6 separate regions of the Homo sapiens genome follow, and regions 1, 3, 4, 5 and 6 are each linked to region 2. A link is a loop called in an ENCODE intact Hi-C map of the cell type or tissue named here. Cell type or tissue: mammary epithelial cell. All regions are shown on one strand. Links, peaks and the distances in the headings refer to the core of each region. The heading gives the core; the rest is flanking DNA. Region 1 has its middle 22 kb from the start of NAXD. Region 2 overlaps COL4A1 (collagen type IV alpha 1 chain). Region 3 overlaps LOC105370362 (a long non-coding RNA gene). Region 4 overlaps COL4A2 (collagen type IV alpha 2 chain). Region 5 holds the start of COL4A1 (collagen type IV alpha 1 chain). Region 6 holds the start of LOC124903267 (small nucleolar RNA U13).

Evidence for each region. Hi-C counts contacts between places; a loop is a spot of excess contacts. Peaks named below come from ENCODE experiments on the same cell type or tissue, not always from the same donor. Only the 100,000 strongest peaks of a DNase experiment are listed, where the experiment ranks them.
Region 1: it touches region 2 in a loop (10-fold over the local background); 4 of 110 quality-filtered maps call a loop at or near these places.
Region 3: a loop joins it to region 2, with 23 times the contacts of the local background. A loop is called at or near these places in 14 of 110 quality-filtered maps.
Region 4: a loop joins it to region 2, with 17 times the contacts of the local background. A loop is called at or near these places in 52 of 110 quality-filtered maps.
Region 5: a loop joins it to region 2, with 2.7 times the contacts of the local background. A loop is called at or near these places in 44 of 110 quality-filtered maps.
Region 6: a loop joins it to region 2, with 12 times the contacts of the local background. A loop is called at or near these places in 94 of 110 quality-filtered maps.

The regions. Positions count from the first base shown.
Region 1 is chr13:110,590,874-110,596,016 of GRCh38, reverse strand. No RefSeq gene overlaps it. Among named protein-coding and RNA genes, the nearest start is that of NAXD, 22 kb to the left of the region's middle. In mammary epithelial cell, for the core only: a CTCF peak has its summit at 2,356 (motif pointing left); no DNase peak of the experiment used is centred there.
Region 2 is chr13:110,219,448-110,224,590 of GRCh38, reverse strand. The region is part of intron 2 of COL4A1 (collagen type IV alpha 1 chain); the gene reads left to right. Among named protein-coding and RNA genes, the nearest start is that of COL4A1, 85 kb to the left of the region's middle. In mammary epithelial cell, for the core only: a CTCF peak has its summit at 2,195 (motif pointing left); a DNase peak (open chromatin) is centred at 2,180; H3K27ac peaks cover 311 bases.
Region 3 is chr13:110,816,771-110,821,913 of GRCh38, reverse strand. LOC105370362 (a long non-coding RNA gene) reads right to left here. Exons shown (of 2, transcript NR_158538.1): 2 at 1,848-3,124. Among named protein-coding and RNA genes, the nearest start is that of LINC00567, 6.3 kb to the right of the region's middle. RefSeq lists a silencer at 2,188-2,257. In mammary epithelial cell, for the core only: a CTCF peak has its summit at 2,295 (motif pointing right); no DNase peak of the experiment used is centred there.
Region 4 is chr13:110,441,415-110,446,557 of GRCh38, reverse strand. COL4A2 (collagen type IV alpha 2 chain) reads right to left here. Exons shown (of 48, transcript NM_001846.4): 17 at 676-729. Among named protein-coding and RNA genes, the nearest start is that of COL4A2-AS2, 19 kb to the left of the region's middle. RefSeq lists enhancers at 1-90, 91-591, 1,756-1,945, 2,016-2,065. In mammary epithelial cell, for the core only: a CTCF peak has its summit at 2,045; DNase peaks (open chromatin) are centred at 2,067 and 3,037; H3K27ac peaks cover 1,783 bases.
Region 5 is chr13:110,304,598-110,309,197 of GRCh38, reverse strand. COL4A1 (collagen type IV alpha 1 chain) reads left to right here and starts at 2,041. Exons shown (of 52, transcript NM_001845.6): 1 at 2,041-2,254. The coding sequence starts at 2,171. It overlaps COL4A2 (collagen type IV alpha 2 chain), which reads right to left and starts at 1,914. Exons shown (of 48, transcript NM_001846.4): 1 at 1,670-1,914; 2 at 1,251-1,338; 3 at 1,075-1,129. The coding sequence starts at 1,294. RefSeq lists enhancers at 619-1,451, 1,452-2,285. In mammary epithelial cell, for the core only: no CTCF peak of the experiment used is centred there; DNase peaks (open chromatin) are centred at 767, 907 and 2,007; H3K4me3 peaks cover 3,235 bases; H3K27ac peaks cover 2,572 bases.
Region 6 is chr13:110,409,769-110,414,911 of GRCh38, reverse strand. The region is part of intron 4 of COL4A2 (collagen type IV alpha 2 chain); the gene reads right to left. It overlaps LOC124903267 (small nucleolar RNA U13), which reads right to left and starts at 707; the gene lies at 606-707. RefSeq lists a silencer at 2,416-2,710. In mammary epithelial cell, for the core only: a CTCF peak has its summit at 2,490 (motif pointing right); a DNase peak (open chromatin) is centred at 2,601; H3K27ac peaks cover 1,008 bases.

The sequences.
Region 1 (5,143 bases), core at 727-4,726, 370 kb before region 2:
TATATTTACAGTGAGCTAGGAATATGCCACTGCACTCCAGCCTGGGCAACCGAGCTAAACCCTGTTCCTAAAAAATAATAAATAATTAAAAAGCTCTCTTAAGATGCATAGTAATGTTCTCGAGGATTCTCAGTAGTCTGTAATTTGTATACAGCAAGTTGTAAATGATACAGAGACAAATATCTCCCCTGTACCTTTTGTTAAGTTTTTCTCCAAAGTGAAAATTAGAGAAGGGTGGCTAGGTGACTTCACCTGATTAGAAGCCAGGTGACTTCATTTCCACAGATGTCATTGGTATACATGACAGTCTCCATAAGCTGAGGAGTGCAGCCTCCATGCTAGAATAGTTCCTATTTCTCAGTTACTCTTAGTGAATTGTGTAGGGCAGGAAAAAAAATGGTTTCCTCTGTCTTCTTAGGTACTGTAGCTGGGGCCTGTGAATCACACTGATAAAAGATAGATTCTTTTTTTCTCTTTTTTTGAGGTGGAGTCTTGCTCTATTGCCCAGGCTGTAGTGCAGTCACGCAATCTCAGCTCACTGCAACCTCTGCCTCCCGGGTTCAAGTGATTCTCCTGCCTCAGCCTCCTGAGTAGCTGGGATTACAGGCATATGCCACCACACCTGGCTGATTTTTGTATTTTCAGTAGAGACGGGGATTTCACCATGTTGGCCAGGCTGGTCTCAAACTCCTGACATTAGGTGATCTGCCCGCCTCAGCCACCCAAAGGGCTGGGATTACAGGCGTGAGCCACTGCGCCCGGCCAAAAGACAGATTAATAGGAGGAAAGGCATATAAATTATATTTTATGTTAATTTTTTTTTTTGAGACAGAGTCTTGTTCTGTCACCCAGGCTGCAGTACAGTGGCATGATCTTGGCCCACTACAACCTCTGCCTCCTGGGTTCAAGCGATTCTCCTGCCTCGGCCTCCCAAGTAGCTGGGATTACAGGCATGCGCCACCACGCCTACCTAATTTTTGTATTTTTAGTAGAGATGGGGTTTCACCATGTTGGCCAGGCTGGTCTCAAACTCCTGACCTCAAGTGATCCGCTGGCCTTGGCCTCCCAAACTGTTGGAATTACGGGCGTGAGCCACTGCACCTGGCCTTCATGTTAATATTTTAATAAGTTTTAATTTTTTGTGTGCATGGAGGACTTCACAGGAAAGAAATGAAGACCCACAGGAGCAGTTAAACATGGGGCTGGGGGCCAGCCGCGGTGGCTCATGCCTGTAATCCCAGCGCTTTGGGAGTCTGAGGTGGACAGATCACCTGAGGTCAGGAGTTCGAGACCAGCCTGGCCAACATGGTGAAACCCCATCTTCTAAAAATACAAAAATCAGCCAGGCATGTGGCATGCACCTGTAATCCCAGCTACTCAGGAGACTGAGGCAGGAGAATTGCTTGAACTCAGGAGGCAGAGGTTGCAATGAGCCAAGATTATGCCACTGCACTCCAGCCTGGTGACAGAGCAAGACTCTGTCTCAAAAAAAAAAAAAACAAAAAATGAAAAACAAACAAAAAACAACCCACAAAAAACCAAACAACAAAAACCGTGGGGCTGGGGTTCTATGCCCTTTTAACAAAGGGCTATAAATTGTGGAGACAGGACAAGACCAAGGAAAAAGAGTTTGGGCTTCTAGAGGTGGTAAACTGTGGAAAGGAGCATATGAGGAAAATGAACAGAAGGGAAGGGTTATAGGGTTATTTAGTAAAGCTAGTTTACGCAGACGCATCCTGGTGCCATCTCCATTGTCAGTGATGATGTTGTTCTTCCCTTCCCGGTATGAGAGATGGGGACACCCCCATGACAGAAATTTATGCCCGGCTTTTAGGCAGAGAGGGGAGGGCAGAGAGCCTTTCCTGTGTCTACTTTTTCTCAATTGCCTTCCAGTTCAAAATAATCTTTATGCCAAAGTGGCATATCTTGAGGCGGCATATTCTAATCCCCTTCTATTGTAATATATAATGGAAACTGAGACTTCAGCAGTGCTGTCTACTAGAACTTTCTGTGATGAAGGAAATGTTCTGTGCCCGCACTGTCCTATATAGTAGCCACTAGCCACATATCTGTTGAGCACAAGAAATGTGGCTGGTACAACTGAAGAGCTGAATTTTAAATTTTATTACATTTTCATTAATTTAAATTTAAATACGCATGTGTGGTTGGTGTCTGCCATATTGAATAGTAGAGCTCTAGAACATTAAGAACTTAAACAGAAAACACTCATTTAGCTTTGAGCATGAGAAATTTTACATTGTTGTATTACGTACGACACCTAATACTCCAAGTTGTTTCCTGACGGGACATTTACTTTTTAGTTTAATATTTGCCTGTAGTGCCCTCTACTGTCTCTAGGATGACTGTGTTGGGAAATGTCCCCAACTTGAGTTCCTTCAGATGACATTCTGTTCCAGGGGCCCTGCAGTTTAGCCCAGAGCTGTCATTATCAGATGGTTTGTATTTAGGTCTGATCCTTCAAGTAGAACTTCTGATGAAGATAAAACTTAAACCAATAAAGAATTATGTAATTCTATCTTATTAATGAAAGGATCATAGACCTTTGGGAATTTTTTTTTTTTTTTTTTTTTTTTGAGAAGGAGTTTTGCTCTGTCACCCAGGCTGGAGTGCAGGGATGCGATCTTGGCTCACTGCAACCTCCACCTCCCGGGTTCAAGCAATTCTCCTGTCTCAGCCTCCTGAGTAGCTGGGATTACAGGCACATGCCACCACACCCAGCTAGTTTTTGTATTTTTTAATAGAGGTGGGGTTTCGCCTTGTTGGCCAGGCTGGTCTCGAACTCCTGACCTCAGGTGATCTGCCCGCTTCGGCCTCCCAGAGTGGTGGGATTACAGGCGTGAGCCACCGCGCCCAGCCTGGGATTGTTGATTCTCCATTGTTTCGTTCAATCTTTCCTTCTTGACGGAAGTAATATCGCTGGGCGTTGTTAAAGGCTTATGTCTAACATTTATATTCTGTGTTAGAGTAAAAATAGCCAGAAAATCCAGGACTTGATTTGCATGGGTCTGAGGCATATGTGGGGCAAAGCCGCAGGAGGCCCTGAAAATGACACCAAGGAATTCAAGTCCAATCCAGAAAGTGTGGAAACCCAAAGAGTCATCTTCAGGAGGGGCCACAACTGCCATTTGTTCTATAGATACATCAATTTTATGAGTCAGAATCATTTCTCATAGTAGACTCAGAGGCAGGGAAAAAAAAAAAGAGAGAGAAGTCAGACTGGGTTCTGCTTAGGGGATGTGGAAATATTAAATTCAAAACAGTATTTGGCATAAATGTTCATGGGGAGAAAAAACGATGGCCTTTAGGGAGGAAGATGATTTTCATACTCAGTATGCCACATGAATCACGAAGTAAAAATTCAAATATCAAAGTTATATTAACTTCCCTCTAGAAGATGGGAGGACAATTAGAAACATGAATAAACCGAGCATGATGGCTCATGCCTATGATCCCAGCACTTTGGGAAGCCAAGGCAGGAGGATTGCTTGAGCCCAGGATTTAGAGACCAGCCTGGGCAATATAGCGAGACCCCATCACTACAAAAAAAATCTTAAAAAGTTAGCTGGGTGTGGTGGCGTGCGCCTTAGTCCCAGCTACTCCGGAGGTTGAAATTGTAGGATTGCTTAGACCCAGGAGTCTGAAGCTGCAGTGACTGCACTCCAGCCTGGGCGACAGAATGAGGCCCCCTGTTTTTAAAAATAAATAAATAAGTACATAAAAATAAAAACAAAAGAAAACATAAATAAGAGTACAGAAATTCATATAGGTTTAGATGGATCACAAATAAATATTTTTATTTTATCTGTTTTTTTGAAATGGGATCTTATTATGTCACCCAGGCTGGAGTGCAGTGGTGTGATCTTGGCTCACCACAGCCTTGAACTCCAGGGCGCAGGTGATCCTCCCATTGAGCCTCCCAAGTAGCTGGGACCACAGATGGCACCCCACCACGCCTGGCTATTTTATTTTACTTGTCTTTTTTCATTTTATTTATTTATTTTTTTTGAGACAGAGTATTGCTCTTGTTGCCCAGGCTGGGGTGCAATGGCGTGATCTCGGCTCACCACAGCTTCTGCCTCCCAGGTTCAAGCGATTCTCCTGCCTCAGCCTCCCAAGTAGCTGGGATTACAGGCATGCACCACCACACCTGGCTAATTTTTGTATTTTTAGTAGAGACAGGGTTTCTCCATGTTGGTCAGGCTGGTCTTGAACTCCCGACCTCGGGTGATCCGCCTGCCTCGGCCTCCCAAGGTGCTGGGATTACAGGCGTGAGCCATGGCGCCTGACCTATTTTATTTGATTTGTAGAGATAGGGTCTCAGTATGTTGCCCAGACTGGTCTTGAACGCCTGGCCTCAGGTAATCCTTCCTCAGCCTTCCAAAGTGCTGTGATGACAGGCATGAACCGCCACCCCCAGCCAGCAAAGAAACATTTTAAAGAAAAGCACGGAGTTAACAATAACACTGTCTTGCCTTCACTTCAAAATGCCAAATGAATAAATCAAATGTAGGAGTGCTCAGAAGAGCAAGAAACATTTGCAGCTCTGCATCTGCGGAAATTAAGAGACACTCTAGGTAGCCAGCTTGGCGCCTGATGAAGTTTCTAATGTGGACCATCGTGATATGGTTGTGGGTATAGATTTAATTAGACATTTGAGAGGCAGAATCAATAGGTTGAAGGCTACTGAATTCATTTAAGCAAATATGTGACTATGCTTTACATGCACGGGGCACCTGCAAGATGCTGGAGGATAACCACATGAACACGCGCAGTTTCTGGTGTTGACCCGCTTAGATCTGGCGGGTCCAGGAAACACAACTCAGGTGCCCAGAGCCACGCATGTTAGGCCATTGGAGTCCTGAGAAAGGAGGAAGAACAGCTCTGGGGGGCCACCCAAAACCTTCATACTGGCTGGCATAGATAGAATTCTGCCACTTGACGCAGGAAGGCTGGTTCTCCTCCGGGTCTGGAGGTAAATCCAGACGGGCCCAACCTCAGCACTGCGGTCCCATTTCCCTTGCTGATTGTGATGAACGAGTGGCTTTTTATCATCACTGTAGCAACCATAGCCACCAAGCTGTGAGGGAGGGAAGCCTCCAGGAGTGGTTTCTTTGCTCTTAGA
Region 2 (5,143 bases), core at 617-4,616:
AGCACTTTGGGAGGCCGAGGCTGGCGGATTACCTGAGGTCAGGAGTTCAAGACCAGCCTGACCAACATGGTGAAACCTTGTCTGTACTACAAATACAAAAATTAGCCAGGCATGATGGTGCACGTCTGTAATCCCAGCTACTTGGGAGGCCAAGGCGCAAGAATCGCTTGAACCTGGGAGGTGGAGGTTACAGTGAGCCAAGATCATGCCACTGTACTCCAGCTTGGATGACAGAGCAAGACTCCATCTCAAAAACATATATATTTTTTTCTTATACAAACTCAGAAGAGAGCTAACCTCTTATTGATATTTTGTTATCAATTATTTATGTTCCTGCAGTCTTTCTTCTTACCCCAAATCTTTTAACTAAGTCATGACCTAGAATTGTGATAAATTTCATGGAACTTCAAAAAAAAAGACGGTTGTGCTGGTGAGCAGAGGCGTGATTTCATGTGCAGACTCTCAGCACCTCCTAAGTGTGATCATTCCTGCAATGGCTGGAGCTCAAGTTGGAAGCATTCATTTATGCCATGTGCATTTCTAGGTCTTTGAGGATAGTATTCCATATATATTTTTTTTAATGGAGTAAGTAAAATCCAAAACCAAAAGTTAACCAAAGTGTTGGCAGTGGTGACTGGGCATTTCAGCCCCTGCCCTGGGTTAGGGCTCTCTTGAGGGACATTCCTCAGTTGGCTTCCCAACTCTTGGCAGGTCAGTACCAAGCCTCTAAAGTCTACACGGAGGCTGCCTCTTGCTTGGTGTGTCCTGCCATCCTTGGGGTGTCACCCAGGCAGGAACCCCCAGAGAGCTCTGTGCAACTTATTTGGAGGATGGTTTTGCTACCACTGGGCTTTTTCCAGCTTTGTCATATTAGATAAAGGCCTCCTGCTGTGCCAACACCTAGCTTCGGTGGCTGATTTTGGCCTCTGATTGCTGCAGTGTGCAACATGCACAACCATCCACACCGTCCATAGCTGCAGCAAGTGAGGTTCCAAGCCTGTAGCAGAACACTTGTTTTCTGTACTGTTTTTCTCGTTTTGAAGATGTTTTTAAAAATATATATTTGAGAAACAGAATGTTAGGTAGTAGGTTTAGAAAGAGGCATCTGTGATTTTGGTTTTAATGAGTGTTCATGCTGATAGGTTAAGCAAAGGAGAGAATGTTATCATCTTTTTTGGGATCCAAAAAACTGGATAGATTTTTTTTTCTTTTAGAATTGGCAAAACTCAGGAGAATGGACTAAATTACCTTAATGCATAAGTTTTCTATAAACTTATAGTGGAAGAAGACCAAAGAAGAACCTTTACATAAGTTTTACTGGCAGTGGGATGTTTAGCAGTGGTTTCTTAGAGACCTCCCTGTGATTACATTTGTATCTATTTTATGCATGCTTTGTAGAATGTAATTTTTTCAGTATTTTCTATTTCCATACAGCTATTTTAAAAATTGAATTTGCTATTTTTTCTGTATTGTCATTAGATTCAAATACTCTCCCAATTTATAAAATGGATGTGAAAATGCTATCCAGAAAATATCCATCATTCTCATTATTTATAGGCTGACCGCATTTACCTGTAACGCAATAGCCTCGATATTCAGGTTACTAGTTTTTATATTTAATTTTAATTAAATTTTGAATCCTAATTAAAAATATTTACCATAGAGTTCTTTTAGGCCATATCAAAGTGATTTCTCTCACTCCGCCCACAGAATGTGTTCAATGGCACTGAATATTTAATATTTTAATAGTAATATATTACTACAATGAATATTTAGGAAAAAGCCTTAATTCTTTTTTTTTTTTTTTTTTTTTTTTTTAAAGCAGAGTCTGGCTCTGTCGCCCAGGCTGGAGTGCAGTGGCACGATCTCGGCTCACTGCAAGCTCTGCCTCCCTGGTTCATGCCATTCTCTTGCCTCAGCCTCCCGAGTAGCTGGGACTACAGGTGCCCGCCACCACACCCGGCTAATTTTTTGTATTTTTAGTAGAGACGGGGTTTCACCATGTTAGCCAGGATGGTCTCGATCTCCTGACCTCGTGATCCACCCGCCTCGGCCTCCCAAAGTGCTAGGATTACAGGCGTGAGCCACCGCGCCCGGCCTGAAAAAGCCTTAATTCTTTAAGGTCCACCAGGGAGGTTTAGTTTATTTGGGGGAAAATGTATAGTCCCAGAGCTCCCTCTAGTGGCGAGCAGCTGCAGCCCACGGAGACTCCTCACCCAAGCCCTGATTGAGGCCGTTGGTTCCTCCGCCCGGGCCTGTCACGGGCTGGATCCACTGTCTGCCAGAGTTTGGGTTTTCTCCAGATCATTCAGTGTCTGAGTACTTCTTCAACAAGGGGGTGCTTGGCTGAGATCCCATGGGTGTGTCTGAGGTGCCAGGGCCCGCCGGGGAGGGTGTGAATGTGCCTGTTTCACATGAAGGCAGCGCTCTCGAATGTGCTGAGGGGTGCCAGGGCCCTGGGGTGCTGCTGTGTGGGTCGCAGGTGCCTGGAGGTGGATGAAGGGTGGGTGTCTACGGACGCCCCGACCAGGAGCTTGGCCCTTCACATGGGCATTTGAATGTGTTGTTGATGGAGCCCGGAGCCAGGAAAATACAAGTGTTTCCAGAGAACGCACTGTCTGCTGGTGTGGTTTGATGCGAAAACGGAATTAAGCTGTTGATGACAGACGCGCTGCCTGAGCGCAGGCACACGTGGAATCTGACTGAGCAGGTTCACAAGCCTTTGGAAAAAGATCATCATCATATTTTTCTTCCTTTCCAACGTGGAAATCTGACTGCTCTGGGGGACTGACTTAAAATGGTTCTGTTTAACAATATTTGAAACGGAGTACTGCTTTGGAGTAAGAATTAATGAGAGCATTTTGGACTGTTTTTTCTGAAAAAAGATAAGAAAAAACTCTTGAAGATAATAGTTGCCTCTGGAGACCTTTGCTGCTGCTCACAGCTTTACTGTGCGCTTCCATGAGTGAGTCTCCACTTTCATCATGGACAAATGTCTGGAACTTTGGTAAGATTTAAAGACCTTTGGAAATTTTTAAGATTTTTTTTGGCTGCCAGTAATTTATCAGCACTCAGTTCTCCTAGAACATTTTTACTGGATCGGGGACGTCAGATGGTTTGTTTGCTTTTGGATGGCTTTCGGGGAACTTTTAAATTGTTTATAAGAAGACCATACTGAGGGCCCCCTTGAGTTATTCTTGTGTTGAATGATAGTTCTTTAGAAAGTATTTTCTGAAGGACTCTTTTTAATTCATTTTTTTCTTTTAAGCTGATGTGCAAAGTGGATTTTCATGGATCAGAAAATATCTATGGTTTTATTTCTTTGTAAATGTGGATCTATCAGAAATATTCACTGTGCATCTCCTTTGTAACCATCGCCTTCTAGCTTTGGATTACATATGACTTGAGTGTTCAGCTCTGTCAGTCAACTTCATAGTGAATGTTAAAATTCATATTAGAATACTTGAGCCTAGAATTGTGCCAGAATTCATCATGGGCTCAGATAATGTTTCAACATCAGGATTTGTCCAATAGAAATCTCTCCTTGAACATGGACACCTGGAGACAATTCTGCATTAAATGCTATAGCTGCAGGCAGGCTTTCGCTGAGCACAGGGTGGACCTTCTTCATCACATGGACCTTATCGTGAGGGCTTGGGATTTTCCACTCAAGAATCCTGGGGCCAGAAGTCCAGTATAAAAGTTGTAGTCCAGGCTTGGCCATACGGAGGAAGGCATTTTCACTTCTAGTTTATCCAGCCCAGCTCCCACCCCTCAGACCCCAGCCACTGTTCTTTCGGCCAGGAGACTCCAGCACTGAGTTCTCTCCCATTCTTCACACAGATTTGCTCATCTCCATCATCGGCAGCCTTGGGAGTAGTCAGAACCAAGCTAATGATAGTCAGAAGGAGGACGGTGGAGGCCCATGAAATGAGGAACTTGCCCAAACAACCCCACGTGCTTTAGAAGAGGCAGGACAAGTCCCGAAGTCTCCTAGAAATAGAACAGCTCTCATGATATCTGAAAGTCATGGATTTTGAAAGATCAAAATTCAAAAGATAAAAACTTTGAATTTTGATCTTTTCCTGGGCTAGCATTGTGCGATAGGCAACTCTTGCAATGCCAGTCAGGAGCCACAAGCCGTTCTGGTTTTCACTTTTGATACAGAATTTGATAAATTACACAAGATATTAAACACTTTATTATAAAACAGGCTTTGTGTTAGACCATTTTGCCTAACGTAGGCCAGTGTTTAAGTTTTCTGAGCATGTTTAAGGATGGCTAGGCTAAGCTATGATGTTGGGTAGGTTAGGTGTATTAAATGTGTTTTTGAGTTAAAAATATTTTCTATTGGGCTGGGTGCAGTAGCTCACGCCTGTAATTCCAGCACTTTAGGAGGACAAGGCGGACAAATCACATGAGGTTAGGAGTTCAAGACCAGCCTGGCCAACATGGCGAAACCCCGTCTCTACTAAAAATACAAAAATTAGCGGCGCATGGTGGCACACTACTATAATCCCAGCTACTGCGGAGGCTGAGGTTGCAGTGAGCCAAGATAGTAACACTGCAATCCAGCCTCAGTGACAGAGTGAGACCCTGCCTCAAATATATATATATATATATGTATATGTATGTATGTGTATATATACACACACATATACATACATATATATACACACATATATATACATATATATACACACATATATATACATATATACACACACATATATACATATATATACACATATATACATACATACATATATATACATATATACACATATATACATATATACACATATATACGCATATATATACATATATACGCATATATACACATATGTATATACATATATATACACACATATATATACACATATGTATATACATATATATACATATATATACACATATATATATATATACATATATATATATATTTTCAACTTACAATGGGCTTATTGGGACATACCCCATCATAAGCTGAGGTGCGTCTGTATGTGCTGCTCAAGCTCTTGCGTATACCCACATAGTTGATGGAGGGCCACTGCACACATTTCCTGATATTCACTGTCTCAAGCTAGACGTCTGGGCTGGAGGGAGAAAATGAGAATTTCGGGAAGAAGATACAGATTTGCAG
Region 3 (5,143 bases), core at 605-4,604, 600 kb before region 2:
GGCCTCACCAGAGCAGCTAGATAGAGTGTCGATTGGTGCATTCACAAACCTTGAGCTAAACACAGGGTGCTGATTGGTGTGTTTACAAATCTTGAGCTAGATACAGAGTGCTGATTGGTGTATTTACAATCCCTGAGCTAGACATAAAGGGTCTCCAAGGCCCCACCAGAGCAGCTAGATACAGTGTCGATTGGTGCACTCACAAACCTTGAGCTAAACACAGGGTGCTGATTGGTGTATTTACAATCCCTGAGCTACATATAAAGACTCTCCACGTCCCCACCAGACTCAGGAGCCCAGCTGGCTTCACCTAGTGGATCCCACACCGAGGCTGCAGGTGGAGCTGCCTGCCAGTCCTGCGCCGTGCGCTCGCATTCCTCAGCCCTTGGGTGGTCGTTGGGACTGGGTGCCGTGGAGCAGGGGGTAGTGCTCGTCGGGGAGGCTCGGGCTGCACAGGAGCCCATGGAGTGGGTGGGAGGCTCAGGCATGGCGGGCTGCAGGTCCCAAGCCCTGCCTCGCGGGAAGGCAGCTAAGGCCTGGCGAGAAATCGAGCACAGCGCCGGTGGGCTGGCACTGCTGGGGGACCCAGTACACCCTCCGCAGCCACTGGCCCAGGTGCTAAGTCCCTCATTGCCCCGGGCCAGCAGGGCTGACTGGCTGCTCCGAGTGCGGGGCCCGCCAAGCCCACGCCCACCCGGAACTCCAGCTGGCCCGCAAGCGCCGCACGCAGCCCCGGTTCCCGCTCGCGCCTCTCCCTCCACACCTCCCTGCAAGCTGAGGGAGTGGGCTCCTGCCTTGGCCAGCCCAGAAAGGGGCTCCCACAGTGCAGTGGGGGGGCTGAAGGGCTCCTCAAATGCCACCAAAGTGGGAGCCCAGGCAGGGGAGGTGCCAAGAGCAAGCGAGGGCTCCGAGGACTGCCAGCATGCTGTCACCTCTCAGTTCCACCAAGGCAGAAGGCAAACCTTATTCCAGATTTGCAGAGGGTCTAGCCTGAACCAGTCCACTATGGATGGGAAGTGGGCCCCAGAGAGCACACGGGGCATGGGGCTGGGCCTTCCCAGATCAGGGACCCTGAACCCGTAAGTCATTCCCTGCAGGAGCCACCACCCTCAGAGGACACTCAGCTCCCCACGAAGCCCTTGCTGTCCAGTTCCGCTGCTGCTTGTGTTCCCTGGACGCCACGTGCCCATTTCACAACTAAACAGTTAAATCCTCGAGGGACTCACCCCTTATTTCTAAGGGTTTTCTTAGGTGGGCAGGATGGACAGGCTGGAAGCAGAGTCCTCGGTGGAAACATTAACTGCAGAGATAACCACTTCAGAGCGAGGCAGTCCTTAAGTTCCCTGTGTCCACAGAGTCTGCTTGACAACGCCATCAGACACCTGAAAGTCATCCCCACGGTAACAGTCAGCCGGCAGCAGCTGGATTAGCGGCCCATCACCAACAGCCAACACACCTGCTGGCACTGGGGACACATCAGTGCCTCCCAACCCACAGGACGCTTTTTGAAAAAAAAAAACCTTAAGCATTTATGTACTGAAAGCTATTTTCAAGAGATATTATAGGAAAACACGGGCATAAATAAAGTTATATTGTATATTGGAATCTGGTTGAGATAATAAGTTTTAGATATGTGGTAATTTTCTACTAAACCCAAAAAAGAAAAATGGAAAGCCACGTAGCTAACAAGAAATATGTTGTGTTTATAAATACAAGTATATAGGCTGCAAGTAAACACAATAAATTTACTTGTAAATTTACAAGTACTTCACATATCATATAAAAGCAAATATAGACATTGTATTTCAGGAAATGCCAGTAAATAGAAAGCAAGCCACAATATGAAATGAATTAGAATAAATTTATATAAGATTCATACTGACAAGGCAAATGCATTACTAAAAATTCTTACAAAATATGGAGCAAAAAAATAAATTTGGATGAGTCTTTACAAAGGTATCCACAATACATGTAAAGAAAAACATAGTCCAATAAAAACGAAACAATATAGAACACAAGAATTCATTTGAAATAATTACAATGCCAGGTAACAGAAATGTCACTAAATATTTAATACCTGGTGAGCAGTAGGGAAAAAGTAAGTTCTGCTTGAACCTAGTAGCAATGTCGCCATTGCTTTAGGATCACACCTCTGGATGGTATTCAGTTCAAATCTTAAACTTTGTAGGAAAATCTCAGGTTCTGTGTCCAATCGGCTGTGACCTACGGCCGAGGCTGAGGCTGGAGCCTTTGCCCGGGTGCCTGATGATGCTGCCCAACACCAGCAGGGGGCAGTGTTGCCACCCACATGCCAGGGAACTCATGTCCCCAAAGAAAGCCATCGGAGGCAGGGACGTTCCAGGACATATTTTTGAGAAAATAACACGTATGGTACCTAAAACAACATCAAACCTCAGTTCATTTGTGAACTATGCTTGGGGGAGCCACCAATAACTCCACAGCAGCATTCAAGTCAAACCACAGCGCCTCCCAAGCATTGGGGAGCATGGGGGTCTCTGGAACCTGCACCTGCCTCCAACCGGTCAATCCGCAGAGCAGCCCTCTCCTCCCTGCGTCAGCGGCGGCACCAGTGCCATTGGTGAAGGCTTGCAGTGGACTGTGCCAACCCACCCACCAGCAATGCGTCTGGCCCTTCATAGAATCGAAGACTCCCATTCAGCTAAGAGAGATCAAGATTGTCCCCCAAACTAGAAAGCTGCTCTCAACACAGAGTTTTCATTTCGTACCTGTCAAAAGAGCAGTTTTTACTTATTTAGACATAGGTTTTTATTGATATCACTCCTTTGTATACTTAACTAGGAAAATAAGGCAAAAACAATTGGTCTCGATTCCTCTGTGCTTCTTCAGGGTACGTCTGTCTTCCCAGTCACCGCTCCAAGCAGGACTGCATGGTTGGCCTCCTTGTGCCACATCCTTTCCTGTGGCCTCAGGGGCCTGAATTGGGGGCGTTGTGAGGGTCCCCACCAACGTCTGCCAGCGGCTTCTGTCCCACAAGTTTCTATGCAGACAAGGAGACAATGCAGCCAGGCGTGTCCTGAATCCAGAGGTGGTAAAATGGGGACAAACAGGCCTCTTAGAGCTGGGAACACGTGGTGTGTGGCATCTGTAAATACATGGGTATGCAAATGTACACTATGTATGCATATATTTATTAGATATTTTATATATAATAAAATATATATTAAAGATAAAAGACATTAAAATGCTAGCAGTGTTGTCTGGTGGGGGCAGTCGAGGTGATGTAGTAACTGCTTCTTTTTTCCTTTATTTCCCCGTGTTTCACTGTTTTCTACGCAGAGCTTACATTTCTTTTTGAGTAAGATTACTTTAAGGAAACAACAATAACAAAGTAAAAACACCTACTGTAGAGTCAATACAATTTCATCTAAATCACAGATTTCTTTTCTTATGGACCTTGAAAAGCTGATTCTGAAATTTATATGGAAATAAATGAAGGACCAGGTACAGCCAGGACCCTTGTTCTTCAGGAAGGACATGGTTGGGGCTGTGCCCTCTCAAAGCTCAAGACAACTCCAAAAGCGAAGTCTTTAGAACAAGCAGCTTGGCAAGACCACGAACACACGGGCAGTGCCGCAGAGCAGGCCAAGCCCACTCTCACCCAGAAAACAGACCTCCGTTAAAACAGGTCTGCCGTGTTTAATAATGGCATATGCATAAGTGTGTAAACAGCAAATAAACACTACTCAATAAGCAGTACTGAGGCAATGCACTAAACAAAGGAAAATGAGATTCGATCCCTACTTCACATTATATTTTAAAAAATCAATTCCACATGGATTAAAGACTTCGATGTGAAAAAAAAAAGCCATTATGAACCTCTTACACGATGAGGTAGAGGTTATCTCCTAAACCTCAGAGCAGGGAGGGCTCTTAATACACTCATACATACACACAATCATGAAAATAACCAATAAGCTAAGCTATGTTAAAATTGAGAACTTCTACTCATCAAAGGACACCATCCCACCAAGAGATTAAAAAGACGAGCCAGGAAGTAGAAAAGAATGCCTGGGCATGTACCTGACAAAACATTCATATCCAGCAGATGTGGAGAATTCATATCAGTCAACAAGGTAAAAGACAAACAACCTAATAGAAAAGTGCTCAAAAATCCCCACCAGACAATTCACAGAAAAGGAAACAATAAGCTACCATTTTATACTTAAAAATCAGGCGACAGCGAATGCTGGCAGAAATGTGAATGTAGCAAAAAAGGGACTCGTTTTCAATTCTGGGGAAGGTGGAAACTCGGGTGACCACTTTGGAAAGAACTGGGTGTCATCTGGTAGATGTGAGCATGTCCGTTCCATGGCCCATAATAGCCCTTCTTTGTTGTATGCCTGGAAAAATTCTGGCCCTTATGTAATAGGGATGTTTAGAAGAATGTTCACACCAGCATTGTTTGTAATAGTAAAAATATGTAAGCAACACAAACATCTCCATCAGTAGTAAGCTGGATAAATAGATTGTGGTCTGTTCTGTGTTAGAACACTCTATAGCAGTGACACAGAATGAAACAAAGCCACTTGAATTCACATGATGTATCTTGAGCAAAGAGAAGTCATAGAAGACTACGTAATGTAAGATGCCATTTGTGTAAGGTTCACAAACAACAAAACCGAGCAGGACGTTTCTCCACTGAGACACACATAGTGGAAAACACACAGGAAAAGCACAGGAATTGTTGCATACCCTGCAGGTGGTGCCTCCTGTGCAGGGGCAGGTCAGGGTGCCCACAGGTAGGGGCATGTCACCCGGGGGTGCATATGCAGGTGTTTGTCCTTATTCTTTTTCCTTAAACAGATATGCAAATTTTATGTACTCTTTTATATGTATAATCTATTTCCAACATAAGGGGAACAATAATAAAACATTTAGTAAGAATTATGTATTATTTTTCTTTAGTGTTGATCCTTGAGGAAACATTTGCTGTACAAGAAGAGGAAGAAGAGGCTGATGAAGACTACTTTTAAGGGGATTAATTGGTATCCTTGAGGGCTTTTGGGTCTGGTGTCACTGGTTGCTATTTTTATCTTTTCCAAGCCTATGGTCTTATTTTCCTTGCTACACCTTAGTAATGACTGTGGACTTTGGGGCATGT
Region 4 (5,143 bases), core at 406-4,405, 220 kb before region 2:
ATTTTGAAATCCTTGTCGAATGCCAGGAGACTGTGCTTTCTGTAGTTCAGACTATTACATTTTGGGTAGTGATAGCCGAGCCGCCTGGCGAGGGTGGGCTGGGAGATGATGCGGCCGCAGGACCCCCGTGGAGCGCCATCTGTGTCGTAAGGCAGCATTTGTCATAAGGCAGCATCCCGCGCACCACCTTCACCTCTTTGAGCCTCACCCGGCTCAGAAGTCCTCTCCAGATGTGCCCCCACCCAGGTTCCCCACGGGTGCGTTCCCCTCTCAGCTAGACCAGCAGCACCCACCTGGTCTTCCACCTAATGGTCTCCCCTCCCTGCAAGCCCAGGAATTACTCACACAAGCCACATCCTCCCTTGGAAACCAGGGGCACCGCACCCTCTTGTTACTACAAGGCCTGCCTTCCCCAGGGCTGCTGGCTTCCTCTGTGCCTGAGCGCACCCCTACGTGGCCCTGAGTGGCAGGTGGCACCCTTCTCCCTGGCAGGGAGCACACGTGGCTCGTAGGTCACCATCCACCTCGTCTGTCCAGTGTCAGAGGCCGTGTATTTGGGGATCTTGTACTTTTTAGGGCAGGGGATGCCTCCACAGGACACCATCAAGAGGGGAGTAAGGCCAGCCAGGGTGGGCGAGACACCATAAGTGGCAAAGACATGAGAAACGGGCTCACCTTGGGTCCCCGGGGTCCATCAGGCCCTTGATAGCCATCCAGGCCTCGGCTTCCCTGCAAGAAAGATATTTGCTTTTAATTTTTGTCTCTGATGTATAACTCCAAAAAGGGACTGCAATGGCATTATTATATCTCACAAAATGAACAACAGTTTATTAAAGTCATGTATTAACCCAGTCTGTGCTCAATTTTCCCTGACTTGGGTCTCAAAAATGTCTTTTTAAGGTTGCTTTGCTAGAACCAGGAGCCAAAAAAGTCCAAATATAACACTTGGATGCTATGCCTCTGAATTCTCACTTAATTCACAATAGTCCCTTCTTCCTTTCTATGTTTTTAGTATCATTTTGTGGTTGTTGAAGACACTGGGTCATCTGTGCTGCAGATGTTCTTTGTGGTGGGCTGCAGTCAGTCTCACCCCCGTGGTGTTGTACAATCTGTTCTTCTAACCCCACGTTTCCTCCACGTGAGTCATTAGGGCTGGAGGCTGCCCTAGGTGCAGGTTCCCCTTTTCAGCAGGGATCATTTGCGGAGGATGCTGGGCACCTCTTCTCCTACAGAAGATATGAGTGTCGGGTTGCTTTTATGATTGATCGTGGGGTCAGGTGTTGACAACCTGAACCAACTGTTGAAACTCTCTCCCAGGGTAGGTTTTGAAAATCTTCATTTAGTACCAAAATAGACGCATTAAGGTTTCTTAAGTTAGAGTTTTTTCTCTTCATTAAAAAAAATCTCTGCTGGGTATGGTGGCTCATGCCTGTAATCCCAGCACTTCGGGAAGCCAAGGTGGGAGGATCACTTGAGCCCAGAAGTCTGAGACCAGCTTGGGAAACATAGTGAAACCCTGCCTCTACAAAAAATACATAATGTAACCGGGCATGGTGGCAGGCACCTGCAGTCCCAGCTACTTGGGAGGCTGAGGTGGGAGGATCGCTTGAACCCAGGAGTTTGAGGTTGCAGTGAGCTGTGATGGTACCACCATACTCCAGCCTGGGCAACACAGCAAGACCCTGTTTCAAAAATAGAAAACAACTATAACACTAAGTTTTGTTTTCTCATTCCCTTGAACATTTTTTGAAAGAAAAAGTTTATCATTGAGTCATATCATGAGGTATCTGGACAGAAGAGTAAAGCTCTCTAAAAATCTAGCAATGTATTCCCTCTTTTAAAGAACATGCATGGTTCAGCTCTCAAAATTCAGAATGCCAGATGCCACAGGTATAAGAAAGGTCCATTCTCTGATTACTTTCGAGGTTATCTTGACACCCAGGAGCAGGTGTGCTGAAAGTCATGTTGTTTAGACTGAATTGAGACGGGCTTCACTTTGTGTGTGTTGTTGTGGTCCTGTGGTTTGGACCCGGACTTTCTCTCACGCTAGGTGGAGCTGAAGACTCAAAAGTAAAGACAAACTTCTGTGATTTTAAAAATGAGGTCCTGTTTAGAGGCCACGTCATAAGCTAAGCTAGGAATCCTCAAGTACCTGGCATGACAGGAGCTGGCAGCTGGACACTCAGTGGGAGCTGTGAGCACAGCCACAGACTGGCCAGCTCAGAGGGTGCCCTGGAATTTGTCAAATCTGAGCTTCACTCTGGGCCACGAGCATCACACACCTATGCTGTGGCATCCTCAGCAAACAAAACAAGCACCCCAGACACCACGTGTTGCCATCTCTGCTGAAGGGTCCAAGACAGCATGGGCACTTTGAACCATCTGAAATGCACTGGGCATTATAGAAAACCCATTGGGGAAGGGGGACAACTTAAGAAGCACTCAGGATTCCTCTGAGGCAGCTGGAACCCCAAGAGCCAAAGCAATGAGCTAAAACTTTCCAGGGGAGTTCCCAGCGGCAGGTCAACAGGTCAACTGACTCGGGGGAGGCTGAGGGTTATGCACGACTTAAGGAGAAAATGCACCCTCAGGGTTCATCTGAGACCACTGGCAGTGAAACCCAGATAGGCGGGAACCCTAAGTCAAAATGACGATCAAAACTTTTTCCTCTCTGTTTCTCAGTGGCAAACACAACAGGGTCGGGGAGGCGCAGGGATGGCCAAGGAGGAATCACCCAGGCGCTCCCAGAGTCAGGCTGGCAACCACCCCGGGAAGGACCCAGTGGAGGCTCCGCCGGGCTCCCTGAGACCCCGCTTCCAGGCAAGGTCTGTACTCCTGCTAGCAAGCTCACCACAGAGCCCACCCTTAGGGAAAGCTGAGGTCAGGAGACTGACATGCAGATCACTATTTTAGAATGGATAACTGTGAAGGGCTTTGAAACTGCAACCTCCTTTCTCCCCGGCCCTCCCCCAAATCTAATAACTTATCACTCATTTGAATTCAGTGAGGTCATATATATGATTCATAGGAAGTTCTGATTATGCAATTTTAGAAGTACAAGGTTGATTTTATGTTTTTCAAGGGTGGAAATAACTGGAGTAAGGAAAGTCCTTGGGCAGAAGTCCTCAGGGACTAGCTGACACAAACAGATGAAAAGAATGTATGGCTAGGCTTTTTTAGGGAGATGCATGTTTCTAAAGCTTAAAAGCAGTCTGCTGTCTCTCGTGGTGTGAACTGGCCTGTTATCTTTCTGTTCTTCATTTGCCTGTTGTACCCTTTTCATTGCAGTGGCCGAGGGAGCACCTGTTAGGCTAAATAGAACGCATGTGCCTCTTGAAAGAGGCGCCTCTGCAAAGAAACCCTGCCAGCCTGCAAATGAGATGCGATTTAGTATAAAAGACTAAAGACAGTGAGAGTTCCATAAAAGAACTCAATCTGAGGTCATGTCTGCCACTTCAAGCTTTGCAGAGGAAACCTACACACAGCCACAGGGAACACTGAGGCTGCATCTGGTGAGTCCAAGTCATCGACACTGCAGCCTGTGCAAATGCAACATCCCTGAAGTCCTGGACAGTCCTCATAGAGGACAATGGTCCTATTGAGGGGGGACTTCCCACAACACGACGCGTGTTGGTGTGGCATGTATTCCTCAAAGGAGACTAGGTCTCAACGAACACTTTTTAAAATAACTCTGTGGAGTTATTTCAAAATTATAAAATAACTCTGTGGAGTTATTTCAAAATTATAAAATAACACTGTGGACAGCATTTGCTCAGTTACTAAAGATATGTTTCCCCTAGAAAGAGGAGACGAAACCATCTCTAATTTATCAGAAAATTGAATATAACCAAATTCATAAATGCTACGTCTCCATTCCTTTTTAGAAAAGGCTGGAACTAATAGAAGTTCTGACAATCTCAGTGGGGATGACAGGCAACCAATTCTGTGTTTATGTAGAGGAGGGCAAGTTCCTACCCAGGATATCTTTTCTTTTCTGGTTCCTCCCATTTTGATGCACTGTTTATGTCACCGAGCAGTTGCTCCTTGGAGGGGCTTTTGGTGTCTAGGGGGAGGTGTTGGGTGGGGAACAAATGAAAGTCATGGAGTGATGGCCACCTGGCCAGTGGGATGGCAGAGGGCGGACATAGCTGTGGTGCAGATCGGTGCTCACAAGCACGGCGGCTGCGTCATTTGTGTATGTCTGCCTATTTCCCATTTCTATAGTTGAGTAAACTGCCTCCCTGTAACCCACTTAACTGGAAATATCTGCATCTTCGCAAGTTGTTGCAACTGCAGAAAGTAAGCTGGGAAATGAAAGCCTGACGCCTCACCATCCTCACATCTGGGCCCCAGCCCTGGAGCTGCCAGGTGGCCACTGTTTACACAGCATCTTGTCTTTCATTAACTTTGGAGTTCCAGGGAGCAGCTCTGTGGAACTGCCCTTTTTTTTTTTTTTTTTTTTTTTTTTTTGAGACAGAGAGTCTCACTGTCTCTCCCAGGCTGGAGTGCAGTGGTGCGATCTTGGCTCACTGCAACCTCTGCCTCCCAGGTTCAAGCAATTCTCGTGCCTCAGCCTCCTGAGTAGCTGGAATTATAGGCATGAACCACACCCAGGTAATTTTTTTTTTTTTTGTATTTTTAGTAGAGACAGGGTTTCACCATGTTGGCCAGGTTGGTCTTGAACTCCTGACCTCTATGATCCACTCACCTTGGCCTCCCAAACTGCTGGGATTACAGGCACCTGGAAATGCACTTTTAAATACTACAAGTCCCTTGTGTTGAAGATGGAAAACTAAAGATAATTATAATTTTACCAGCACATGGTAGGAAATTAACAGCAGCACTTTAATCACATGGGGTAGGTGGAAACGGGTTACTTTTGAACGATAATGTCTGCTTTAGCCTCTGTCCCTTTACAATATTTGCTTTTCCTAAGCCATGAACTAGAATGTGGCCTCTGGGTGGGGTGCATTTGGATAGCTCTTGTTCTAGGTGTGCCGCCTTTGGGAGTACTCCGATCAGTAACTGATGTTATGAAAGGCTGGGTGTGATTACGGCAAAGCCTGGCATTGGCTCCCTGGGCTGAGTTTAGCATAAAATAACAGAAATGGGAACAGTATGATCATTGGAGGTTGCAGGAAGT
Region 5 (4,600 bases), core at 1-4,000, 85 kb before region 2:
AGTAGCTCCTCATCACTCACTGCCTTTAAAATCCTGGTTTGTTTTACATCAGGGCAGAACGATGTAAAAACAACAGAATTCAAATGAAATCATGAACACGTTTGCCCTTTGTACCTGTGTACTGCTCTGGCACAGTGCGCGCTGAGGAGGGAGGGGTCGTTCCCAGGAGGAATCCACCTGGGCCCCGGCTGCCACAGGGCAGGGCTACTCCATCGGCCACAGTAAGGAGAGGAGGGACAGCGGACATCTCGAAAGCTCCCTCCGCTTTCAGCTCCTGTCTAAACATTTGAGTCCTGCACCGAATTCACCTACCAAACCTCTTCATTTTAGCCATGGTTACATAAAGCTCAGTAAAAGTGGCTCCTACTCTTTAAACAAAACGTATAAAATGGACAAAGCCTCGCAGTGCAGTCGCCAGCTGCACCCACGGTATCGGCAGGGCTGTGCACGGCCGGCGTGGAGGGGCAGGCTCGGCGAACAGGATCCCAGTGTGGCGCCCGGAGCAGCTCTTCCAGGGCCGGAACAGGACTTGGGAGAAAACGCGGTTTTTCTGCCATTGTTCCCTCGCAATGCTTCAATTCAAACAATACTAAGGTTGTCTCGTTCGCCTCCTCGCCCCGCCCCTTTACCCAGAGACTCCCATTTAAAAACACAAAAAACCCTCAGTCCGTGACAGAGACTCCCCACCAGCTCCCGAGTTCCAGGAAAACTTTTTTCGCCCTAAGCCTGGCGTCTCACTGCCTAGTGACTGACACACTTTCCTGGCCTCTACGGCTGCAGCTTTGCCCAAAGCAACGAAAACGGTGCCTCAGGCTACATTTTAAGTTCCCAGTTCCCGTGAAAGGCCGACGCTTGCAAAACACAGGATTGACGCTGGGAACCCAAGGGGAAGGAAAGGTGGAAAGCATGATGAGGGAAGAGCAAGCTTTCTCAGAACCTTGGTGGGCAGCCTGGCGAACATCCACACGCACACACACACTCGGGAGCGCACGGACGAGCTGCCTTCTCCAAGGCCACTCAAACGTCCCAACCACTCTCGGGCGCGCAAGTCCAAGCGCGGGAGCCAGGACTTACCGCCAAGACGCTCTGGGCGAGGAACCCCACGGTCACTGTCCCCAGCAGCAGCCACCTGCATGGGAAAGGGAGGAAGAGAGACGTGAACGTGCGGGCCCGGCTTGTCAGTCCCCGAGAGTTACACCGAAGGGTCCATGCGCGCGTGACCCACGGGGACCAGGCAGAAAGTCGCTTACCGCCGTAGGGCAGGGCCGGCCACCGCGCGCTGGTCTCTCCCCATGCTGGCGGTTCGTCCACTCTGGGCCCCGGTCAGTCCCACTTAGCCTAGAGGCGACAGACAAAGCGAGTTTAGCGCAGGATGAGGGAGGCAGCCCATCCTCACCGCCGGTCTCGGTCCGCGAGACGCGGGGACAGCGCGGTGCGCGGCCCGCATGCAGGGGTGACCGGAGGGCCGTCCCCCCCACGACCCGGAAAGAAGGAGAGCCTCCCGTTAGGCCCCTGTGGGTGCTCCTTGGCCGAGGAGCTCGGTCTTCGCTCTCCCACCCTCCCCCTTTCTACTCCCAAGCAGGAGAGCGTGCAGCCCTAGCCTGCACAAGGCGCTCCAAGTCGGTGCTCTCGGGCCAGGGTCTGGGCGCCGCTCGGGGGTCGCTCTCACCTCGGGCTCGGCTTCAGGGGCTGCTGCCCGAACGCATTGGCCCTTCCAGAAGCACCCGCCGGCGGCACACCGGCAGGGCGGCCGGCCTTGCTGGGCTCTCTGGGCGCCGGCCCCGGGGGCTCGGGCGGCCCCTTTCGGTCCTCGGCCTGGATCCGCGAACGCGCGGGCGCGAGGGGTTGGGACGCGGGAGCCTCTTGAGTGCGGAGCGCGGAGCCCTGGTGTCCCGGCGCACTGCAGCCACACTCCCGGGCCGCGCGCTCCCGCCGCCTCTTACCCGCGCCGCAGGGTCCTCCCCTTTGAGGCGCCGCCCGCGCACCGCCGGGGGGGAGGGGGCAGCGCCAACAAATTGGGGAGCTCGGCCCGCCGCGCTCAGGTCTCCGCTTGGAGCCGCCGCACCCGGGACGGTGCGTAGCGCTGGAAGTCCGGCCTTCCGAGAGCTAGCTGTCCGCCGCGGCCCCCGCACGCCGGGCAGCCGTCCCTCGCCGCCTCGGGCGCGCCACCATGGGGCCCCGGCTCAGCGTCTGGCTGCTGCTGCTGCCCGCCGCCCTTCTGCTCCACGAGGAGCACAGCCGGGCCGCTGCGAAGGTGAGTTCCCGGCCAGCTCCGCTCCCGGCGTCCCGCCCCGAGCTTGGGCGCCCCGAGAGGCCCCTTTGTCCGCGCCTGGACCCGTCCGCCTGCCCCTCGGGGGTCGCGCGTGGCACGGCCAGGTGCATTCTCTGGGCCGGGGTTCGTTGGGGGTCCCTGTAGGCTACGATCGCGCATTGGTGGACCGAGCCTCCTTTGTTATGGTATGGGTACTGGAGAGTTAAGGAATTCCTCCGGGGAAGGGAGGAGAAACAGCCCGCGCTGTGGCGGGGTGAGGGTGCCTGGGAGCCGGCGGGATTTGAACCCGCGTCGCGGGTATGCTCGGCAGCTGGGCGCCTTCACCCGTCCCGGGTGCGCGAGGGAGTTGGGGGCTGGAGGGCCGGGAGCGCCCACCCCGCGCTGCTCAGAGACCCACACTGGGAGCTCCGAGCTCCTAGCCCCTGGGAGCAGCTTTGGGCGTATTTCTCCTTGTCTGGAGACCCTGGTGGCTGAGGCTGAAAAGCTCTGGGCCCTTTGCCTGGAAACAGCTGTATCTGAGCTTTCCCACGACTGCTGCCTAAGGCGCGCTCCAAGGCAGAAGTGGGGCTCTTCTGGACGCCCGGCTTGAAGAAGCCACCATCCTCAACTCGTTGCCTTCTATTAATATATATTTTAAAAAATTATAACCACATTCATATTTGAGCATGAAACCAAAGTGAAACTCCATGTCATTGTTCCATGCACAAATTGTTTTTCTAGTTTTCATTTCCTTTGGTTATGTGCTTGCCCAGAAAGGATCTGGGAGATCGGTTTGCAGGAGGTTTGCAGGAGTCGAGGCTTCCAGCCGTGGACAAGCCTGGACTGACTGTTGTTTCCTTTTTTCCTTCCCCTCCGAGAGAATAAAGACTTCAGCTGTTGCTCAGTGTCACAGCCATGCAGTCCCACAGGCCGGAAGGTGTGGCTTCTGAACAGATTTTGCAGTTTCTCCCTCAAATGCTTAAAAATGATTTTTGCTACTTACCAGATTTTCCATACTTATTCTTTTACTGTTCTTAATCTTGTTCTTTGTTTTCCTCTTTAAAAAAAAATTTTACTTCTCTCCTGGAAGAATGATACTCACTAAATCCACTTAACTGTATAGAAATTGTTAACTGTTACATGCCAGAGAGAACTGGTGATATACACACACGTCTCCTAATTGAGAGCTTATCTCCCTGGAGGCAGCTTCTCCACTGGGTATTGAAAGGACTAATGATTACATCAGCAATTAACTTCAGATTGTACCTCCCAGCCCAGTCTCCCCAAACTTCATAGCCAGTTATTTAAACACTCTTTGGTAATGATGACAAAATACTTTCCAAAGAACAGGCTTGAGAGCACTTTATTTTGGTCTAGAAATATTGACCAAAAGATTGAACGCTTCCAAGGTGAGATGGTGAAGCCTGATGATGGTAAGGTAAATCAGAGAAAGTTCTTCATTGGGAAATAGGAGCTGTTTGCATTTCGATTTTCTGATGGATAATGTTAGCAAAGCAAAGAAAGCTAACTGTAAGAGCTGGCTTTCCAAACATCCAGGACTGTAGAAAGAAAGAACCACTCAGTTACGCAAATCCTGTTCTCACCCGGGAAATCAAACGCATTAATGTTGAGTTGGAGATGATTTTACTTCCCTTTAATCATTTCCTAAAGCTCAATTACATTCCCGGCCACTGTCTTTGCAGTGTCCCTTGAGGTGCCATGGACTGTTTTTAAGAGATGCAGCCTGTGGGCACTTCTGATCACAGCTGACCTCACAGATATTATCATTACTCTGTATTTTCCCTGGCTTAATTAGAGAAAAGTGCTTAATGTGCAGATGATGTATGGGTATACAAGAAAATCACTTAAAAACTGAATCTGCCTAATTTTAAAATTTGTCTCACTTTTCATGCCATCAATAACATTTTGGCTTACCTCCTTCCAAAATCAGCTGTTAGATGTACCATAACACTGAAATAGCTTCAATACTGATCCAAGCAAAACATAATTTAAAAGCACATTTTGAATGATAAGATGCTGTGGATTTGATCAGATCCTCATTCAGAAGCCAGTGGAAGTGACTGTTGGCTTACCTCTCCTTTGCACTGTCTGAATCACACTTCACCTGCATTTGTACATCCAGACATCACCTGCTGTGTGCCAGGCATGAATTGCCCTTATTGTTTTTTCTTCATGAAAGGCTGTTTAATTTTGTATTTGCTGTATCTGCTATGGTCATATTGTTTACGTACTCATGGGTGGATTTTCTAAACCATTGATTTTATCCCACGCTGAACCTACCACTCTACTCCCCGCTCCTCCCTTCCTCCACTTTTCTTCAGCAAGAAA
Region 6 (5,143 bases), core at 484-4,483, 190 kb before region 2:
CTAAAGAGAAACACGGCTCCAAAGTTCTTACCTAGAGTATGGATTCATTTTATTTTGGATAAAAGAATATTTCCTTCTCATACATTATGATACAAAAACAACCTTTGTCTTGCTTAATACGCAAACACAAGCCTCATTCCCTAGCAAGAGTCTTACAGATTATAGACAGTGATAGCCATTTGAAATTAGACCAATATAATATCACTTTTCACATTTACATCTCTGCTTTTTGCCATTGGTAACTGATTATTTTCCCAAAGGCTTCATAAGATGTTGGACTTGGAAGGGACCTCAGAGAGCATCTGGGGCATCTGAGAGAGATCGGGGGGGTCGGCAGCGTGAGAGTCACCTGGGGGCTCATTAGCAATCAGGCAGGGCACTTGGGCCCTCTCCTGTCCTGGATTTTAACAGGGTTCCGGGTGATCGTTCTGAAGTGGTCCCTGTCCCAGGACTGGCCTGGGCTGGCCGCCAAAGTACCAACAACGGGGAGTCTCAGACCTTGTGAATTTTCTGGTCTAGCAGTTTGGGAGTCAAGGGAAGGAGCCTGGGAAGAATTTATATATGTATTTTTCTTTTTCCTTGTTTTTTTCTTTTTAATTTTTTCATGTGAGATGGGTCATGTGCTGACATCTTAACAAGGTTTGAGAGAGGCATGTCTCACACGAGTGTGAACGCCCCAGCATCATGCTGATGACCCACAAAAGGACAGGGAATTTATATATATGGAATACATATCTTTTGAGTCAGGGTTTTGCTGTTGCCCGGCTGGACTGCAGTGGCACAGTCATAGCTCACTGCAGCCTCAAACTCCCGGGCTCAAGTCATCCTCCTGCCTCAGCCTCCCAAAGTGCTGGGGTTACAGGCATGAGCCACTGCCCAGTCAGGAGTTGATGTTTTCAGCAAGGCCCCCAAGCACTTAAGATTCACAGGCAGGTTTGGGAGCCATGGAGTGTGTCTAATTCTCACGTAGACAGGTGAGGGGGCAGCCCAGAGAGATGAGCCTCTCACCCACAGCACCTGGACCCAGTGGTGCTCTGCATGCAGCAATACCGTTCCCCAAGCCCTGAGGGTCCCACATGCTGAGGGTCCCACATCACAGTCCCGGCTGCTCACCACCGCCAAGCACTGCTGGCTCATGTCTCATTTGTGAAGCAAAGGTAAGGGGGCCTCTGAGAGACCTGTCTGCCTTGCCCCCAAGCCACTGTGTCAGCTCTGCAGGCTCTGCGAGCCACCCCGCCATAGCCTTTGCGTTTTTTTGTCCCCCACTGCCCTGGCACACCCCTTCCCACGCTGGCACAGTGCACTGCACTCTCCAGTCTAACTGAGTGCCTAGCGGTTGGGCCAGTTTCTCTGGAACCTCAGGGCCATGGCACACGCAGCCCTCGCTGCCTGAGGCTCTCAGGGTCACTAGAGGATGTGACTCAAGCATGGGCTCTCTGGGGGCATCTTCCCCTCCTCACAACTGGAGGAGGCGGCCGGGGCTTCTTCCCCATGGCACACTGCAGGGCACTGCCATACTACATCTCTGTACCCACATTTCACGTGAGACCGCGAGGCCCTTGGAGGTAGGGACCATGCCTCATTCACACTCTGTCCCCGGCATCTCTTGCAGGATTTGACACACAGAACACACTCCATGTGCTGTCTGTTAAACACATGCGTTATGGCACTGCTATTTACCCCCTCTGCCTGGCTCCGAAATTCATGTTCTTCCCACATGGAATCTTCTATTTTTAGACCACGTTTCTGACCATTATAATGACTTCCCAATTTCTGATGCCGAGCAGCAGTGGGTCATGCTGTGGAGGACTTCACCCTCTCCTTTAGTCCCCTCCACCCTCCATTCAATTCCTTCAGTCACCTTCATCTACCGGAAAACATCATCCGCAATCTCAACTCTTCTCCAAGCCCTGTGCCCGCCCAGTGGAATTTCTGATTGTTCGTTCCACCAGATGATCTGGTTTTATCACCTGCATTATCAGGGAGAATGTTTCCCAGGCCTCTCAAGTGGAGTCATAAAAAAGGAGACCACCAGACTTGTGGAAAGGAGGGCTGGGCCAGTGAGGCCCGCGCTCAGCATCTGATGAGATACATCAGACCATCTGCTGGGATCGCGCTAGAAAATGAGGCAAGGGCTCTGGAATGCCAGGACTCCCTCCTCCAAATTTAGTTCTGGTAACATTTGAACCAAGTGTTTTGAGGACAACTGTCGGTGATAAGCCAGACCTGCGTAAGCAATTCAGGGCAACTACTGTGACTCAGGGGCGTAAAGGTTATGGAGGGAAGGGGTGAGTTTGTCAATGTAGGTCTGTGAGAAAGCTATAAAAGGAAGATGTTTAATGCTTACTGAATGTCTCTGTTTTAAAATCAGATTTCAACCTTGGGTCCAAAAAAGACACGTTTTTGTTTGGTCTTTTTACTGTTTCTATGCCAGGGTATGAGGTCAGCAGATTCGGAGTGACGTGCAGTTCTGGTGGTGAACACGAGGTGGCAGGCAGTAGCATCCACCGGCCCTTGGCTGGAGGCACAGATTTGCAAGCGGCAGTGATGTCAAAGATTTTGAGATTGTTTTGGGTTACAATGACTCATCTCAGTGGGAGAGAGGGCAGCTCCCTCATTTGTCACGGGGAGCTCACCTCCCATGGGGAAAGTCCTGACTGCAGAGTTCCAAAGATGTCGAAAGAGCACATCGAATTCCATTTTCCTTTCTACAGGGTGGTGGAACAAACTCAATCACTGATTGGTTGGACAATTCCCTTCCCTTTGACTTGCTTAAAGGAAAGTGTTCCAAATTTGTGTATTGGCGGACCTGTTAGGCCCAGCCCATTGCAGAGGGTCCACAAGAGAGTGTTTCAGGTTATTAGCTTTGACCCCTGGTTGGGACTAAGCTAGAACAGCAGCTGACATTTTTACTCTAGACTGTTCACTGTTCGGAGCACTTTCCAACAGTCAGCCTATGTAGTCCTCACAAACCTCTACGAGGTAGGTACTGTCATTGTACCCATTTTATGGTGAGGAAACTGAGGCACAGAGAGGTTTGGGCCATTTGGCTGGTATATGAAAGAGAAGAGTCATATGGGGCTTTTCAAAAGAGTTCCATAGGGCATTGTCATCCACACAGACTTCCCTTGAGGAACAGACATGACCTTGGACTCTGAATACATCTTTTCCACTGATCTTCCTGAAGCGATAATTAAGCCAAAAGCAGATGGACAAATTGTCTACAAAAATAAACAATGTATGCCTGGGGTTCATGGAAATCCGTACAAAACCAAGCCAGCCACAGTCCTGCAGAGGTGATTTAAGAACATGGCTTCTCTGCTTTAACCCTACCCTGCTCAAATGTAGCCATTTCACGGCTCATTAATCCCCCTCCCTGCTAAAGAGTGATGGGTAGAAAAAGAAGGTGAAACCCAAACAAGCCATTTCTGTTACTTTTTAGCAATGCTGGTCAAAAGGTATGCAGAGGAGGCCCCTGGAGCTGCAGGCTAATACTCTGAAGTAGTAACACACTCCAGGGAAATATTTAGACATAACCTATGCTTTCTCTACCTTCTCTGAACAGATTCGTTGTTGAAAACAGGCTGCATTAGGAAGATTTTCTAAACAGCTGTGGAGTTCTGCATGCTAAAAAGGTTGGCTGTTTAAGCATATTCTGAAGCAGGGTTTAGCTGGACCTTGGAGAAGACGAGCTTTGTGTTCCAGGGGAGTTGTGGGGAATCAGGAGGCCGCTTCGCAGAGGCCCAGGTTCCTTGGGAGAAGGCTGTCGTGGCTGAGAAGACCTGTAGGGAGGCCTGGGTGCTGACCACAGATAGGAGCTGAGATGGGACGTGGGAGACGGTGGTAGAAGTCCCTGCAGTAACCCCACAGGCCGTGAGTGAGGGCTTAAGAGCATCGAGAAGAAGGCAGCTGAGAGGAGAAAAGGGCAGAATGGTGGCCATTTGGTTTGTGAACAAACCGAAGTGATTTAACACTGATCAGTTAAACACAGATTCACGTGATTTGGAGCCCCGTGCAGTCAAGAAGGAAGAGTACCAGATTTGAAGTGCTACCGGGGTTGAATCCCAGCTCTGCCAGTTCTATGACCACAGGCAAGTCACTGCCCTTCCCTGAGCCTCAGTTTCTTTATTTGGGAAATGGAAATATTCACTGATACCACCTAGCTGGGTTCTGATGATCTTTCCACCAGATGGAAGAAAGATGTCACTGTTTTGATTTCTGAACAAACCAAGCTGATATAACAGTAACATCAGTAACATATTTTGTCGTGAAGAAAACAAAAGGGTATGAAAGTGGCTTCGAATTTGACGCCAAGAAGAAAAGGAAAGCTACGGGAGAAAAAGAACAGGTGCTGGGGGTCATGTACGAATGGGAAGGTTTTAGGAAGGTGCCAGATGACAGCACCAGTGGCAGAAGCCCATACATCAGATGGTGAACTTGGAGTCCATGTCACTGAACCCCAAGGGGCTGTCCAAGAACAGAATGAGTCTCACAGTGATCAGAATTATGTTTGTTTACAGCCAGAAGCTACCCTCAGGATGTTAGCAGCAACTTAAGGTATCTAAACATACATTTGACCGTGAACATGTGGAATTATGAGCTTGGCAACAACGCCTAGAGAACAACCTGGGCTAACTTTGAGTGTGATAACTGCAAGCCCTGCGAGGGGACAGGGGACGTGGCCCACGAGTGGCTGAGCAGCCTGGCTTCTTGCTCACGGATGTCTCACGCTCCCTGTTGCCTTGAAGCTTGGTGTGAGGAAGGTTAAATGGCGGACAGTAAAAGCCAGATCCCAATTCAGTCTTCCTCATCTCTGTCTTTAAAGGTATCTAATATTTTGGAAATCACCTCGCTAGGAACTTGTACAAAGCTACTGTCCACAGTAACACCGAGTGTCTGATGCTGGTCCTGGAACCACTGGCTACCAGGGCCACCTGATGGCCCTAGCATTGGCTCTGGGGCGGGCGGGACGTGTGGGCCGGGTTTCACCACGCCGGGGTTATTGTCTGTCGTCTCTCCAGTTAACAAAGGGCTGGTGCTATCTGGACATCCTGCACTCCCCCAAGACTCCCCGGTTTGGAATGATTATTTGGGCGAATGCTGAACACACATCCGCAATTAAAAAAAGAACAACAAACCACAA